Linked DNA regions of Mus musculus: region 2 is linked to region 1. Evidence: chromatin loops called from intact Hi-C (ENCODE). Cell type or tissue: left cerebral cortex. All regions are shown on one strand. Links, peaks and the distances in the headings refer to the core of each region. The heading gives the core; the rest is flanking DNA.

What was found. Hi-C counts contacts between places; a loop is a spot of excess contacts. Peaks named below come from ENCODE experiments on the same cell type or tissue, not always from the same donor. Only the 100,000 strongest peaks of a DNase experiment are listed, where the experiment ranks them.
Region 2: it touches region 1 in a loop (9-fold over the local background); 4 of 42 quality-filtered maps call a loop at or near these places.

What each region holds. Positions count from the first base shown.
Region 1 is chr15:31,332,181-31,341,320 of GRCm38, forward strand. All of the region lies in intron 1 of Ankrd33b (ankyrin repeat domain 33B), which reads right to left. Among named protein-coding and RNA genes, the nearest start is that of Ankrd33b, 31 kb to the right of the region's middle. In left cerebral cortex, for the core only: no CTCF peak of the experiment used is centred there; DNase peaks (open chromatin) are centred at 4,807, 5,428, 5,981 and 6,529; H3K27ac peaks cover 3,410 bases.
Region 2 is chr15:31,393,061-31,402,200 of GRCm38, forward strand. Gm41286 (a long non-coding RNA gene) reads right to left here. Exons shown (of 3, transcript XR_875100.1): 3 at 8,002-9,140. Among named protein-coding and RNA genes, the nearest start is that of Gm41286, 11 kb to the right of the region's middle. In left cerebral cortex, for the core only: a CTCF peak has its summit at 4,513 (motif pointing left); DNase peaks (open chromatin) are centred at 1,385, 2,938, 3,852, 4,831 and 3 more places; H3K27ac peaks cover 6,691 bases.

The DNA of each region.
Region 1 (9,140 bases), core at 709-8,708:
AGTAACCAGGTTTAGGATTTTGTTTTTTGTTTTTTAAATCAAATCACATTAGGAGTAGAAAGAGTAAATTTTACCAAGCACCAGGCTGTAGGCCCTGAGAGGACAGCCCACACTGCCAGCAATAGGAATCTCTGCATTTCTTAGGGAAGGACAAAGGAAGCCACTGTTCAGAGTCACTGACTTAATACTGACACTCTATAAACAAGAGGAATCCACTGAACCTAGCAGCAAAGCAAGTAGCTGGAAGCAAAAAACACTGCCCAGTGTTTCTCTCTGACCCAAGTAACACTCAATATTCTCAGAAGTATCTCAAAGTTACAGGAGATACCACAATATACCAAAGATATCCAGGATACCAGCTACTTCATGAGGACATTCATGAGGCAAGACACAGACACAACTGGAGTGCCTCAAGAGAGAGGCCCCATGTGACCCAAGCAACAGAGTCTGAGAGACAGGGCCACTCAAGCCCGCTGGAGCCCAGATGATGCCACCATGAGCCATGAATGACAAACATGGAGTTTCATATTCGAGGTCTTGCTAAGCTTCTGCCCCACCCCCCTTCTGGAACAGGAATGCTTACTCTGTACCTCTGTATCCTGGAAGTGTGTGTATCAGTCACTTCTCTTTTCACTGTAACTAAATACCTGACAATAATCCACCTCAGAGGAAAGCTTTGTTTCCCCCTGTCAGTTGAGTAAGGGGTACAATCAGCTCTGGTGGGGGAGCCCTGACGTCAGCAGGAGACAGCTTCTCACATTGTACCTTCAGTCCGAAAGCAGAAAGAAGACAGGAAGTAGAGCCAAGCTCTAAAACCTCAAAGCCTGGGCCCCAGAAACCCACTTCTTCCAGTGAGGTTATACCTCAAAGTACTACAGCCGGAGACCACGAGCCAAAACAAAGAGCCCACAAACCAGGCACCGCACATCTTTCCACCTTTCACTCCAGCATGCAGGAGACAGAGGCAGGCAGATGTGAGTCCCAGGTTAGCCTGGTCTTCATAGTGAGTCCCAGGCCAGCCAGGGCTACATAGTGAGACTCTATCTCAAACAAAAAGACTATGGTAGCAGTTTTCAACCTATGGGTCATGACCTCTTTGGGCATGGAAGTGGGAGGGTGGAGGAAGGTTGGGGGGGGGGCAGTATCAAATGACTCTTTCACCGGAATTGCCTAAAACCATAGAAAAACAGATATTTACATTACGATTCATAACTGTAGCAAAATTGCCGTTATGAAATAGCAATGAAAATAATTTTATGGTTGGGGGGTATCCGCACAACGTGCGAAACTGTAATTTAAGGGTGGCAGAGTTAGGAAGGTTGGGAACTTATGGAGGCCTATGGAGATATTTCACACTGAAAACATAGCAGTATCTAACTCGCTCTTGATGCTCATAGAGCTGACAGCTAAGAGACTATTTTGAGTCTTTGGGATGACTTTGAACTTTGAGTTTTGTAACAAGTTAGGACGCTAAGACTGTGGGGACTCTAGAGATGGACTAATGCCTGCTGTATTGGGATCCACTTACGAATCTGGAGCCCTGGGCTTGATGGTTACAACTTGAGGTGATACATTTGGGTGTCAAGTTGACCAGAGGTAAGCTTGGAATGATGAACCTTACCGGCAACCTGGTTGGATTAAGAGATGACTAGGGTAGCGGTTCTCAACCTTCCCAATGCTGCTACCCTTTAACACAGTTCCTCATGTTGTGGTGACCCCCAACCATAAAATTATTTCTGTTGGTTCTTCATACTTGTAATGTGCCACTGTTATGAATCATAATATAAATATCTGTGTTTTCCAATGGTCTTAGGAGACCCCTGTGAAAGAGTCCTTCAATCCCCCAAAGGAATAGTGACCCACAGGTTGAGACACACTGGCCGAGGGCATTACTAGCATCTACCTCGGGGCTTTGTACGTCAAGTGTTTCCAGAGAGGTTTAACTGAGAGGTGACGGTCTACCCTAAGTGGTACCCTCCCATGAACTAGGGTTCCAGGCTGAATTAAAAGGAAAACTCCAGCTGAATTCCACCCATCCTTTCATCTGCCCAGATGTGAGCAAGCAGCTCCCAACACTAGGCATGACCTGGTCCCTCTGTCAGCCCATCCCTGACTAGAGGCGTGGCATCCCTGAACCATGAACCAAAAGTCTTTCACTTTAAGTTGCTTCTTGTTGGGCACTTGGTAGTACTTGGTAAGAGAAGTAACCAACATACTAAAATACAGGATGATCGTTGTCATGTCAATAGCCATGAAAAAATTACTGGAAGTTATATTAATTGTGGCTAACTACATATAATTAATGCTACTTAGCTTGGAAATTTCCCTCTAGGCTTCAACCAGGATTTGTTATATGCTTAGAAGACATGAGATCAATGCTGGTTCCTGCCCCCTCTCAAAAAAAGTTCTTTTTAAACTAGAACAAAGAGTTAAGGAACAATTTTTCTATTGTATGACTTCATTAAGCATTTAAAATGATATGTATGAAGAAATTTAATCATGAAGAGAGCATTAAATAGTAAAATAAAGTAAAAACAAGTAAGCTTTTCTAAAAACAACTGAAAAAAAATTTTTTAAAGATTTATTTATTTACTACATGTAAGTACACCATAGCTGTCTTCAGACACACCAGAAGAGGGCTTCAGATCTCGTTACGGGTGGTTGTGAGCCACCATGTGGTTGCTGGGATTTGAACTCTGGACCTTCGGAAGAGCAGTCGGGTGCTCTTACCCACTGAGCCATCTCACCAGCCCAACAACTGAAAAATTAAGTGTTAACAATTCAACAGGGGGTGGGGGGACCAGGAAGAAAATCCCCAGGATTTCAGCATGACTGGTCTGAATGATGTCATTTTTCTTCAATAGTAGTAAGCCTCATTCTTCAGTAATGAATGGTTGGTCCTGTTTAATAATCAGAAACTTATTTAAGAAAACAAAACCTTCAGCAAAGCTCCTCATGGCATGCCTTTAGTAAGTGCATGAGTTGTGAAGACACACTACAAGAGAGAGAAAGCTGCCTTTTGTTCCACAGAAAATAGAGGGGCGGTCCTGATAAGCTTACCACACCAGCCGTCAACCAATAAGGGAATAAGAAACTGAACCTCTCAAAGGCTATAGCTTATGATCAACTTTATGGACTTCTGGGGGAAGAAAAAAACTCCATACAATTCAATATAGGAACCTAAATTGCCCAGTAGTGTCAGACTCAAAGAATTAAACCCCTTTGAACACATAGAACACATTGGGCTATCTGCAAGCATTTCCCATTTCTTTATCTGCAGGCCCTCAGACATCAACTCAGTCTACTTAGTGTGTCTGTGTATGGTCGTCTCTATGTGTACATCGGTGCATGCGCCTGTGTGTGATAAGCGCATGTGCACACACACATGTATGTATACATGGAGACTAGCGACTGAGGTCTAAGTCAGCCTGTCCCCAACTTATTTTTGGCACCGTGTCTTTTCACTGAACCGGATACTCACCGATTAGCTAATCTGCCTGGTCAATAAACCCTTGGGGCCCATCTGTTACTTGCCCCAGACTCCAGAGCTCCTGACATTTTGAGGCGAGTGCTGGAAATCCCACCTCAGGTCCTTATGCTTGCCTGGCAAGCGCGTAATACCTTAAACAATCTCCCAGTCTCCCCACAACTTTTTGAAAGACAATATCTTCACAAATACCGAGCTGGATGCACCAGGCTGGTTTATACTAGATGATGGGCGGCAGGATTCAACACAACCAACGCAAAGGGTGGAGAATGAACAAGGTGGCTGATGAGTCCCTCAGACTAACCCAGTTGGATTCACGCTCTGCTCCAGCCACTCAAGGGAGGTCTCTGGACCGATAGCATCAGTGTTGCCAGGAGCTGGAGAGAAAGGCACACCTCAGGCCTCAGCCCCGGCCCCCAGAGTCAGAGCATACATTCTTTAATAAGCTCCCAAGTGGCCTGTGGGACCTGAGGCAGGAAGAGATGGGACAGGGCTGTGGGGTGAATGAGGCTCTCAGCTGAGCAGTGAAAGGACATGAGGCCAGAAGATGCAGGCAAGAATGCTGGGTGAGCGAGAAGGCTCTCGGCTGGGCAGTGAAGATGCTCGCACTGCCCGGGAACCCAAATCCACACACTTCTCCTTCAGCAACACCAGACACGGTCCCCTGCACCTTCCTTTGTTTTCCTTTAACTGTGCTCTGTTTAATTTTAGTGAAGAGGCACATCTACTCTCTTGCCTGGTCCTGTCTTTCTCATGGTATATCCTAATAAATTCTTACCTATTTCCAATCTACAGACCCACAGTCACCCTCAAATGCCTCCTTCATGATACTACCAGCAAGCAGGCTGCATCGCTGAGAGCAAATGATAGCCCTGTGGCCAACAGGGCAAAAGGTCATGAAGAAAGGTCAGGAAATGGTGGCTTGTATTTTGTCTTCTAGATTTAAGAATACATAGGTATAGTTCTATCTGCTAAGACTGAGTAGCTAGACAAATATACACAGAAAATCAGCTCCTGGGAGGGGTGTCACACTGCCTCTAGAACCGTCTCCATATACTACCCTACCAGCAGGGACTGGTCACCAGCTAGGCTCTGGTAGTGTGTAGAAATAGGAAGAGGAACCCAGAAGATGCGTGTGTGTGTGTGTGTGTGTGTGTGTGTGTGTGTGTGTGTGTGTGTGGTCCTTCCTCTGGGGAAACTGGGTCTAGGGAAGGAGCCCAGGAAGTAAACAATGCAATATGAGGTGACTCAGGGGACAGCGGGTGGTGCACAGCAGGTGGAAACCAGCCATGCTTTGAGAGGGGTTGGCACAGAGCAGGCAGAAACTTCTTAGGCAGGAAGGATAGGACCATGTCACAATTGCAGAGAAGCCTCCAGGTCAAGGTGGTTCACAATCAGGGCCGAGGCTAAGTCAGGGAGAACCACAGTACGGTCCTCCCAGCATGGAGTGCAATTAGACTTTCCCCCTGAAAGCCTGGCTCTCCAATGGGAGGTGAGGAGGAAAGATAGCCTTCCATTTTCTTTTATTTTTAAAATAGTCTTTAAATACATGCTCCTGTCTGCTTTTTAAACAAAAAACAAAAACCCAGGCTACTGCCTCATTTGTGATTTCAGACGTAACTGAAACGGACATCTGTCTGTCTGACTCATAGCTGTCAGGGTAGATGACTTCGATGAGACATTCTGGGCTTTGGAATGTCTGTGCTTACAGGTGTTCGTTAATGTCTCCTAATGCGCTTTCTTTATGTAAAAGAATTTAAATTATAACCTTTTTTTCCAAATGTGAAGGTGTTCAATATCCTGAGTCACCGGGGAGATGCAAATCAAACCCGCAAAGAGACAGCAACGCACACCCACCAGAGAGGCTAAAATTAAAAAGACTGACAATACCAAATGTTGGCAAGGGTGTGGGGCGCGCATGTTCCCAGCAGACGGGGGTGTGAACACCACTGGGAAGCCAGTCTCTGTTAAAGCTTAGCATGTGCCTGCCTCATGACACAGCAGTGCCACTCAGAGACACGCTCCAGAGAAAGAATATCTGTACCCAAATTAAGACGGATACAAGAACATCGGGAGCCTGATTCATAACTCACAGCCCCAAATGACAAACAGTGTGGATGTTCATCACCAAGAAGCCTAACGAAGCTGGTATGACAGATCATACTTTCTCTCAGCTGGGGCGGGAGGGGAGGGGAGGGGAGGGGAGGGGAGGGGAGGGGAGGGGAGGGGAGGGGAGGGGAGGGGAGGGGAGGGGAGGGGAGGGGAGGGGAGGGGGCGATGGGACGGAAGAAAGGTGAAAGGGGAATCAAGTGAGTAAACCTGCACATACACAAATGTAGGAAACAGCTTTAACAATAGACGAAGAAAATCTTGCTACACGCAACAACACTGACGGATTTCAAATATTCTACTGAACCAGCCAAACCCCCGGGAAGGCTTGCTGCCATATAACTCAGTTGTACCAGTCTGAAGTACTCATCTGAGGAGGTTCAAAGCAGGGATTCCAGGAGAGACCTGGGCACTCGTGTTCACAGCTGCCTTGCTCACAATAACTCAAACACCCAAGGCGTCAGCAAATGGATAAGCAAAGTGTGGTGTACACACACACACACACAAGACTCTTTCTCCACTCTATGAGGAAATGGAACTCCAATACATGCCACAGCATACATGAACCTGGAGAATAGTGTGCAAGTGACATAAGCCAGGCACAGAGGGGCACATATATCCCCATGTGCATTTTTCATTGCTGGGGTAAAATAATTTGCAACCAAAAAACAAAACAAAACAAAAACAAGACAGCAACAACAAAGACTCAAAGTTAGGGTTTTTGTTGGTTTATGGTTCCAAAGGGGGAGTCCATAATGGCAAGAAAAACATGGCAGTGGGCGCCAGGAGCAAGACGGTTGGTCACATTTTGTCACACAGAAAGCTGGGAGAGCTAACTGCAAATGTAGTGAGCTATAAACTATCAAAGCCCACGCCCAGTGCTGTCTTCCTTCCAGCAAGACGGTACATCCTAACGGTCTGGTGACCTCCTCAAACAGCACAATCAACTAGTGACAAGTGCTCAAACACCTGACCTGAGGAGGGGAGTGGGATTGTTCATTCATCACCTGACCTGAGGGGCGTGGCAGGTTGCTCATTCAATCACCTGACCTGAGGGGCGTGGCAGGATTGCTCATCCAATCACCTGACCTGAGGGGCATGGCAGGATTGCTCATCCAATCACTTGACCTGAGGAGCGTGATACCATTGCTCATTCAAACCACCTCAGTCTGTTTATGTGAAACACAGAGTAAGCAAATCAGAGTAGGCTAGAGAGCCGGGACTGGGGGAAGACAGAATTGGTGAGGTCTTCGAGGTTACACGGGTTGTTTCTAGTGCTAAAGCTTTGGAAACAGTGGTGGTAGTTACATAGCATTGTGAAAGTCATCAATGTCACGAAACTGCACTCTTGCATCAGTGGCTACTAAAGGAGATAGTTTTGTTACATACACTCACCACAACTTTTAAAAACAATGACATGGGGGCAGTTCAAACAGGGGAACTAACAGGTCCCTGCAGCTGTTAAAAAAGAAGAGGGCTGCAGCTGTTAAAAAAGAAGAGGGCTGGCGACTAGGATCAGTAGATTGGAACTATTGCTCTGGCAAGGACGGAAGCTGGTTTCCCAGCACCCATGTCAGGTACAATGCAGATTCTATCTTTGGATTCTGTGGGCTCCCGCACACACACACACACACACACACACACACACACACATCTTTTTTGTTGTTGTTGTTTTTTGGTTTTTTGAGACAGGGTTTCTTGGTGTTGTCCTGGCTGTCCTGGAACTCACTTTGTAGACCAGGCTGGCCTCAATTCTGCCTGCCTCTGCCTCCCAAGTGCTGGGATTAAAGGCGTGCGCCGCCGCCACCACCACCCAGCTACCCACAAACATCTTAAAAAATAAAACATAAAGAAATGCAAAGAAAAAGGCAATTTAAGAGATACACAGACAAATCTCAAAACCCTTTGAAATGAATGAAGAAAGCTGGGCACGGGACAAGACTGTGTGATTCTACTGAGGCTCCACCTGGGTTCTACTGATCCCCGGATTTAAAACAACCTATGTAGTGGCTATCTCTGATGGACAGGGACTCACTAGAAAGTGGGCAAAAGGAAGCGGACTGGAGATGGAGACCTGAATCTTGGAGTGGGAGATGACCATACAGGTGCAGATGCAGCCACATACGTAGCATCTGGTTGTTGATGTGTCACACATGTCAGATGACCATTGAACTTCCTGCTGCCCACAGACCTCACAGCCATCATGATGTCCCACCGTGGATGAACTGATTGTAATTTACTGTGCTGACAGTCATGTGAGATCATAGCACATAGGTGATATTCGGCCCATTATATCTGATAGTATGTATGCTCCTGGGTTGTGCATTTCCTATCTTATACCTTTCATAATTTTCTTTTTTTGTATATGTGTTTATATGAGTACACATACGTGTGTGTTCGTGAACGTGAAATTGCATATGTACAGGTGTCCAAACAAATATTGTGCACGTTTATAGAGAACAGGTGTCAACCTCTGGGTCATTCCTCAGACAGCAACCACTCTGTCTTTAGAGGCAGGGTCTCTCACTGGCCTGTAATTCATTGAGTAGAATAGCTGGCTGGTGTATGAGAACAAGGGAACTACTTCGTCTCCACCCCACAATGTCAGGATTACAAGCGCCCGCCACCACAGCTGGCTTTTCCTATTGTGGGTTCTGGAGATCAAATTCAGAGACTGAGCTACCTCTAAAGCTCTGACGACTGTGCTTCATACATCCTTTTACTAGCAAAAAAGAATTTTTTGGTAAAACAGGATGTTCTGTTATGGTTGTTTTTACTTGCACCACAAGACCACCTCGGCTTTCAGGAACACAATATGTGGTTCCGGTACACCACCTGACAACTCATTTTCAGAGGGCATACCTACGCTCGGAGTGTACTGCCAAACCTGTTGAAAATCATCCAGCTGCTAGAATGTACACGCTCTGCCATACCACACATTAGTGACACCTTCACAAAGCACTGTTAACATAACACAGGGTAGGGCAGACCAAGCACTGCAGTGCTGGAGGGCAGGGCCACAAGCTGGAGCTAAGAGCACTGTAGCCACTGAATGAGAAAGCAGCATCTCCCCAGGGTGGAAAGAAAGCAACTACAGGGAGAGAAGCATGAGGGAGTGAGCAAGGCTGAGGAGAAGCAGAAAGATCTACCTCTGATTGGGCGCCTGAAGAAGGAAACACTGTGTGTGTGTGGGGGGGGGGGGGGAGTTTAGGACTCTTTGTAATACAGCAAGGTACAGAAAGCCAAAACCATTTAGAACAATACCCATGTGCACGCTCAACATATATCAATTGGAAGGATAGGTTCATATTAGCACCAAGCTGAGGTTCGGGTTCATGACTGCAAGTGTAATTACTTGCAAAGGATGCTGGGATTACAACTGCACTCATAACGAAGTCATCCTATTGCTTTGGTGTGTTTTCTTCCTTGCCTGGAACAGATTGTCCAGCTATTCCAGGAACAATAGATGCCTCGGGGACAACCAAGCCGGAGTCACCAACTCCTGAGCCAGCCGGCCACAGCAGCTCTGCCGAGCCCTACATTT
Region 2 (9,140 bases), core at 722-8,721, 61 kb after region 1:
AGGGCACCTGCAGAGGATGCTGCCACCAAGGTCAGAGGCCCAAAGAAAATGTTGAGAAAGGAGTCTGGTTCCTTCCTGAAGTCCCCAAACACTCACAGATCATTCTGCTGTATAATCACACACTTAACACACACACACACACACACACACACACACACACACACACACATCTTCTCACGCCCCTGACCCACACTTCTCAAACATTCACACTCAGTTACACTCACACACCCACATTCTTTCAGACACACACTCTTGCACACCTTGTACACATCCATACACTGACAAACACTGGCCATCTAGTTCCATGTAGAAGACCGAGGAGGAAGGGGTGTGTGTGAGAGAGTCAGAGAGAGAAAGAAACAGATAGAAAACAGAAACAGAGAGAGACACACGGAGAGAGTGTATGTCAGAGTATAATTGTGTGCATAAGTGTTCCCGGAATTGCGGCCATATGTGTATGCGTGAGGAAGAATGTGAGGACGTAGGAGTCTGTGACAGTGAGTGTGGGCTGCTAGTTAACACAGGGAAGGCTGAGATGGCCCTGTATAGAGCAGGTGCTGGGTTACATAAGAATTTATGTAAAAAGGGACAGGAGAGAAACCCTGGCAGAGGCTCCTGTGTCCTGCTTTCTGTTTCTTGAAGCATGAGAACCACTCAGTGATTTCCAAGACTCTACATTTCTTCCGAATTTTGCAGCCCTGGGCCCTCCCAGAGTGTCCTGTCAAAAACAGTGCAGGCTGTTAGGGCTCAGGAGACCATGGTGAGTGGCCCATGGATTTTGCTGGACACCGTCTTATCTGGTTCAGAAGCAGACCTCCTCTTTCCTGTTTAAGAATGCCAGTCACCAGCACATTCCACAAAGCTGAAATGAGTGGAAATTAGGATGTCACCTGAGGGAGAGATAGCTCAGAGGTCAAGAACTCATACTGCTCCTGCAGAGGACCCAGCACTCACACCAGGCAGCTCACAACCACCAGTAACTCCTGCTCTAGGGAATGCGATCCTCTCTTCTTGCCTCTAAGGGCAACTGCACTTGTGTATACACATCCTCACACAAACACACAAAAGTGTCACCTGTCCATGGCAATTCCTTCAGCTGGAAAGGTGATGGACATGCTTGCGGTGGGTGGAGGGCACACTCGTGCATTTAAACCTAAGAAATAAAAAGTCTGGAGGCTGTAAATGATCCCAGAGCAAGCTGCACTCTTGAGGTGCAGAGACTGACCCTTGATCAGAGGCATTGGGAGCAGGACCCGCCGAAGGGGCATCTAGAAGCATAGGAAGGTATTTTAAACCTTCGTTAGCATGGTGACAGCATGATTGTATTGGTTGAGAGTTGGTTATTGGCTCCCTGCAAAGTACCAGGTGGGAAGTGATATTTAACTTTAGCGGCTTTCTTCTGTAGCCTTGATGTTTCTCAACATCTCTTTCCTGCTCGGTGCTGAGGAGCGGTGCTTGGAGGAAGGGCATTCAACCTCACAGAGACCAAGCGTCAGAGGCATCCTAGCTGCGCTTACAGAATGGCAACCACTTACCATGTAGAGCTACAAATCACCTGGATTGTAGCTGTCCTAATTAGAGAGGTGCTGGAAGATGAACATGCAGAGAGAAATTTTAAGATTTAGTAACAAAAGTATGTATACTTTGCTAACACGTTTATGTTGGTTATGTGTTGAAATGATAATCTTTTCAATGTTTTGGATTACAGAAGTTGTTACCAACAGAAAGTTAATAACTAGTATAGCATACTGTTACGTTGTAGTTTATTGTCAACTTGACAGGACTTAGAATCCGGTATGTCTGAGGAGGGTTATCTTGACAGTGTTAACTGAGGTGGGAAGAATTGCCCACTGTGGGTGGCACCATTCCCTAGACAGGGATTCTGGGCTGTGTAAAGTGGAGAGATTGAGCTGAATGCTACTGTGTGTGCATTCATGGCTCTCTGCTCATGATTGAGGATGTAACATGACCAGCTTCCTCAGCCTCTTGCCACTGTAACTTCCCTACCATGGTGTTCTGACTTTTCTCCCTTATCCCTTAAGTTGCCTTCATCAAGGTATTTTATTAGAGTAGTAAGAAAAGTAATTAAGATATATATATATATATATATATATGTATATATATACATATATATTCTATACAAATTAAACCATATAACCATTTTATTCTAACACTATATAATAATATGTATGTAGACATCATACTATTTTATTATCATCCTATATTTGGTTTCTTTTGTCTTTTAAGAGGCAGGGAATTGAATCCATAGCCTCATAAAGGTCAGGAAAGTGCTCTGCCACTGAGCTGCATCTCCTCCCATATTCTACTGTTACAGTATAGTATCCTGTGACACCACAGAGTTCGTAAAGCTTAAATGTAATTAGCATAAGAGACCAGGTGAGTAGGCTATCTCACACTGGTCATGTCCACCACTTCCCATGAAGACTGGGCTAGGATGCTTTTGCTCATGGACAGCCTGACACTACCTTTGGTCCCAAGACAAAGTATCAGAAGGCAAGGACACCCCATAAAGCACCAGCCTGAGATGGATTGTGCCTGGTCCACTACTGCCTGTCCCCACCCTGTAACCAGGACCCTCCTGGGCCTATGTCTGAGAGGAACAGAAGCAGGCTCAGGTCTCAAGAGGGTCATCAGAGGCTCTTGGTCCTACCACACTGAGGACCCCAGCCCAGGGGTTCCCTACTGAATCAAATGGTGATATAATGATCAGAGTTGTGGCTCTTCTGAGCTCTGCCTTCCTTAGCACCTGCCTGTCCTTTCTGCCATCCTCGACTGCTTCATAACTGCTCTCAGTAGCTACACAGCAGATGTTATGTTCCAAACAACGTCCTGGGATTTCTTACTGAGCACACAGGATTTCCTTCATAGCTAGTAGAGAGGAATGTTTGCCTCACATGCCAAGTAGCCTATGATGGACAGGGAAAGAGAAAACACAGTTTGGGGTTGCTCTCAAAAAAATACAAAAACAATAACAAACAAAATCTGTTACACACTTCCCTCAGAGGACCTGGAACTGGTTTAGTCAAGACTGGGGCCCAAGCAACCTGCTGGCCCTGGAGCAGAAACAGAATCTTTGCAAAGTCCGATGTCCCGGTCCCTCCAAAGTCCATGTGATGCTCTGATGGACAGAGAGAAGTTCCCTTCCAGTGAACACTGAGCTATCCCTGGGGCTCCCTCCCCCGCCCTCCGCACACACACACACACACACACACATGCTGTCTCACACACATAAACACACACTCACACACACACACACACACACACACACACACACAGAGAGAGAGTGGGGGGAGCAGGGTGAAAATCATAGATTCGTGAAATTCCCCTGGCAAGAATTCAGGGTGATTTTCACGGGGGTCCCCCTAGAGATCCCCTCACGCTATTTTCTGACATGCCAATGTTCCTGGTGGGGACATCGCACTAAGGCCAGCCCTCTAGCCACATCCACTTCCTTGATATCTTTATTCAAGCCTTTGCAAATTTTCTTGTGTGCTTCTGGATCCCCAGATTCCCAGGACAGATGAGGTGTCTGTCGGCCTTGGATTGAAAGGCCTGAGTGTGTCACCTCTGACCCCTCCATCCAGAGCTTCTTTGGCAGGGACATCAGCGAAGGTGTGAAGGGTTCAGAGAAGGTGCTAGGAGGATCTTTAAAAGAGGGAGGATGAACAGAGAGAGAGAGAGAGAGAGAGAGAGCGAGAGAGAGAGAGAGAGACAAATCCCACTGACTTCATCTTTTCTGTGTGTGGGATGCATTTCTGAAATGGCTTGCAGATCCCAAAGCCTCCTTGCTTTTTATAGCACATCAGTCCTGGTCCCAAATTAGCAACCCCTAATCTCTCTCTGCTCTAGTTCTGGGGGGACACTAAGCTGCCAGGGAGGAGGCCCCTCCTCTGTCACATTGAGATCACCCGGCCAGGATGGGGGGCTGGGAAGCAAGTGGACTCGGAAGGTGACTGCCAGGAGAACTGGGCTCTCCTCGTGGGAGTCCAACCATGCTGTGGCTCTGTGGCCCTTGCCTTGGCTGCCCCGGGGAGAGGCTACTGAATTGGCCTGGACCTTCCAGTCATGGTTTTTTGTTCTTGGTCTCTATGCGGTGAGTTGGAGGGCTCACATACCGAGTATGTTGACACCTCTCTGTGACGACACTAACTATCCATATTAATCAGGCTTGTCAAAGGCTAATAAAAGGCTGGGAATGTGGCTCAGTGGTACTTGTCTAGCATGTCTGAAGTGCTGGGTTCCATTGCTTGCACTATGGACTCTTATATAAGTAATTCCAACAGTGGGAAGGTAGAGGCAGGAAGATCAGATGTTCAAGGTCAAGGTCATTATCACCCAGCCTGGGCTTCATGAGACCCTGTTTTAAAATAAATAGCTGGGGCGCTGGAGAGATGGCTCAGAGGTTAAGAGCACTGACAGCTCTTCCAGAGGTCTCAATTCCCAGCAACCACATGGTGGGTCACAACCGTCTATAATGAGATCTGGTGCCCTCTTCTGGCCTGCAGGATACATGCAGGCATGTATACATAATAAATCTTTAAAAATAAACAAACAAACAGCTAACAAAAACCACCCAGAGCAGAAGCATTTTGCAAATGCTGAGCACTGCCCCTGCCCTGCTCTGTGGAGGGTGTTTGCTTCTTTTAGGTGGCATACCCACGATCCTGTAGCTCTTTGTCCAGACAATCAGTTTGAGCTAGGGTCACCAAGCAGAGGCTCCTGGCCTTGACGCAGTCTGATCATGTCCTGCAGATGCCAAAGATGTGCAGGGTCCAGCATCGCATTCCAGCCGCAGCACATCATCAGGACCACCCTCAGGTGGCTGCTGGTGAGCAGTGTCTGTCCAAGGATGACCAAAGATGTGCAAGGACATCCTTGATGACAGACAGTCTCTGGGGGGAGTGAGACATCACCAGGGAGACAGCACAGTCACAGAGGACCTGGCAGACCTGGCCTCTGAGCAGACGATGCCTTCGAAGCCCTCCTCCAGCCCCTCAGCTTTCAGATGTGAAGAAACCATGGGATTCCAGGGGTGGAATGAACGAGCTGTGTGGTAAGGGCCCCAGACCCATCCCTAGAGGCCCACTCCCCTAATTAAAAAAAAAAAAAGATCTGGCTGTCCAAACAAATCCAGTTGCCATCATGACCAGCCCCCACCTCTACACTAAATGATAATATCATGGAATGCACAGCACACCACCTCATGAGGGGACATCATCTGTCACTGTACAGTTTTTTTTTGTTTTTTGGGTTTTTTTTTTTTTTTTTTTTTTTGAAAAATGGTTTCTCTGTGTATAGCCCTGACTGTCCTGGAACTCACTATGTAGACCTGGCTGACCTTGAACTCACAGACATCCACCTGCCTCTGCCTCCTGAGAGCTGCAATTAAAGGCATGTGCCACCACTGCCTGGCTAATACTTTTATTTTTGGAGGGGGGAGTTGATATTGGCCCCTCTATATGTAACCCTGGCTGTTCTAGAACTTGCTCTGTAGATCAGGCTGGCCTCGAACTCAGAGGTCTCTCTGCCTTGGCCTCTGCCTCCCAAGTGCTGGGATTAAAGGCGTGCACTACCACTGCCCAGCTTCCATACTCAAATATTAAAACCGATTTTTTGGACCTCAAACTAGATTAATCCCACTGTCATCCTTCACACATTGAGGTTTGAACAGTGTTGCTTTTTCACTTTTTAAGAGCAGCAGGCGTACTGCGTCAGGCCCACCCTATTCTAGTACTCTCGTTAATTTCCTAAAGATCAGCCATTTGGCCATCTGATGGAGTGAGTCGTGCTTCAGCGGTGAGGTGGTGGGCACAAGTCACCCACAGCGTGGAGTGATCTAGCCTCTGCCACTGCTTGCTCGCGGATGCCATGTGAGACGGTGACATAAGAGCTGAAGGTTTGGACCTGCGAAGCTCTGGTGTGTTCTCAGCCATCCTACACACATCCTACAGACTCATTCACTTGGCCACAGCACAGGTTTTGGGATGCTTCGGGTGGAAATGAAACTAATTCAAATGCCTTTCAGGTTGAGAGAATGTTCAATCCACTACCGCATCCGAAAGGCAACCTTGAGATGGCTCTCTGCACATTTCCTACGAGAAAGGCAATCCTGTGACTGTCCTCAGCAGAGTGGCTTGATCATAACTCATTTTCTCTTCTGATGAGAGAATGGACAGACAGCCCTGGGTGGGTTTCTCATGGACACAGCATTAGTGGAATCATGGTGGCTTCCCATCTATTACTGTCTCTTTCAACAGCTCTTAGCTGGCAGGTTCTCTATACGGCTCAGGGTCCTAAACTCACAGAGCAAAGGCAAGGTTATATAGTCAACCCCACAGGAAGGAAAGAATAGAGGGAGAGAAGTTGAGGGCGGAGACAGAGGAGGGGGAAAATAGGTGGGGGGAGAAGGGGTCAACCTCCCTTATAACCCGAAGCTCTTCACTGACATGGTAAGAACTCGTGGGTTGAGTACAGTCGTGCGAGGCACAGAACTGGTGTGATGGGCAATGGAAGCCTTAGGAGGCCAATCTGTCCCACCTGCTGTGTGTCTGAGATTTGGGGTTCAGGTGTAATGAAGATTGAGATTAAGACCTTGGTAATGGCGACCCTGGTAATGGGCTGAGGCAATCCAGGCAGAGCTCCTTGAGACTTCTTTCTCACTCCCTGACAGGAACCTTAATCAGCACAATCCGGTTCCTGCCTCCAGCATCTGAGGCACGAGCAACTCCAAGCTGGCTTCAAACTGAAGTTTCTCCTGCCTCAGCTTCCTGAGTGCTCGGTTGCAGGTGTCATCTTTACCATGGCCACCCCAACACTATGATGTGAAGTTGCTTGAGTGTGTTTTGTAAGTCAGAGATAATATTACACGTTAGAGCCTCTGGTTCCAAAATTCTTTAACAAGATCTGTTAACCTTATGATCTCTGATTCTTCTCATCCGTCCCCTGAGTATTTGGGGTGTCCTCACCTGCCCCAAGGCTTCACTTAGCATTTCCTGAGTGGAGGAATAGTCTGTGATAATTCCTTGTGGGTCTGATGCTAAGAGACGAGGCGGTGGCCCGCACAGGTTCTCCTGGTCATGTCTGCTGTCACGAAGGACCCAGCTTTGTGTCTATCTTTGTCAGTTGGGCTCCTGGTGTTAAGGCTTGTTTCCTGTTTTCATAGGGCTTCTGTTGCTCCAGATATTCCATGTACCTTTGAAACAGCAAGACGTGGGAGAAAAGTGCACCCATATTTGTGCCTCCTACCAGGAAACCCAAGTTTTGCAGGAATCGGTTGGCTTCTGCTTCTGCTTAGTATGTCTCTGGCTGCAAGGGAAATAAATTTCAGCACAATAGCTGCAGGCCTCCTCGGAAGGCAGAGGGGAGATGTGGTCATGGGGTGACTGATAATGAGTTTGCCACAGAAACTCAAGGTGACCTGAATGTCACTACTTAGGAGAGAGTCTTGGAAATAAATCCCAACTTGAATCTCACAAATGTTTAATTCCAGTAAATACATTTCATCTTTTTCGTGTGGCAGGGTTCAGCAGGAACTCCCTCTGAAGACACAGAGAACAAGAAGTGGTACCTGTCACTGGACACCAAAACTTATTTCTTTATGAAACTAGCATGCCTTACCATGGGGGAGGGGGCGCGGACCAAGCTCTCACAGAGAACTTCCCACATAGATGCTGGCCCTGTTATCTGGAGAGACATACTTTTAAAAGACACATTTATTTATTTATTTATTTATTTATTTATTTATTGGGGCATCATACCACAGAGTGTGTTTGGAGGTCAGAGGAGAGCTTGTGAGAGCTGGTTCTCTCCTCTGTACAGGTGTTGGGGATAAAACTTAGGGTCCTAGCTGGGGTTTTCTTGCTGTAAAGAGACTCCATGATCACAGAAACTCTTATAAAGAAAAAGCATTTCATTGGGGCTGGCTTACAGTTTCAGAGGTTCAGTCCATTATTATCATGGCAGGAAGCATGGCAGTGTGCAGGCAGACGTGGTGCTGGGGGAGGAGCTGGGAGTTCTACATCTTCATCTGCAGGCAGCAGAAGGAGACTGCTAAAGCCACACGGAGCTGAGCTTGAGCAATAAGGCCACACCCCCTCCAGCAAGACCACACTTCCTAATAGTGCCACTCCCTTTGGGTCAAGCATTCAAATACCTGAGTCCCTGGGTACTGTTCCTATGCAAACCACCACACTTAGAGAATCGGGCTTAGCCACAGGGGCCTTTACCCACTGAGCCATCTCTGAGTGATGCACTTTAAATCAGCATGCTGCCTCTATTGAGGGAATCAGCATTAGATTTAGAATATCAGGTTGGGAGTCTCTTAGGAAGACCAGTTTGACAGACATAAAAGCATTCCTCGATTCCCACTTAAAAAACCACATGTGTGTTCCAAAATGAATCGCCAGCCTGGATCCCCAGACTCAGCTGTTTCTAGAATTCAAATCGGCCATCAGAGAATGGCATCTGGGTTTGCTGCTGCTGCTGTTGTTGTGTTGTTGTTGTTGTTGTGGGGAGCATGGTTTTTTAATGGGAACATACTGGAAATAGTGTGCCACAAGGTTTGAAAGCGGCTCCCAGACTGGGACCCCTGAGACACATGTGCTCTCAGTTCTGGGTCCTTGAGGCAGGTCCAGTCACAGGCTTGTGTCACTAAGGCCCATTCCTGGGGCTTCCTATGGGGACATGCCGCAGACCCACAAGTTGAGTTCACAGTCCCATGATTGAAAACTGACAAGGAGCCAGTGTTTTGGGGTGGAAGAGAATTCCCAAATGAAAGCAGGGTAAACCAGCACCCCATAGGCAGGCTAGACCCTCCCCCAGGAGCCCCCCCAAGAGTCAGAAGCGAGTCAAAGTGCTTGACTGTACCAGTAATCGGCTAGAGCAAATGGTGCCCGCTGCATCCAGGACTATCACAAACGGGGTCAGTGACCAGCGAGGTCAACAATAGCAGCACCATTCCCAAGTCAGGCTGCCCCAAGGGACTGAGGTTACCAAGGATGCAAGGCTGCTCTGCAGTACATAGTTGTCGGTAATGTCAGAGTCCAATTCTAAGATCTTCAAGGTCCCCACCAGGTGTGATCCCAGTCATGTCACCAAGACTCTTCGTTCAGGCAGGGGTC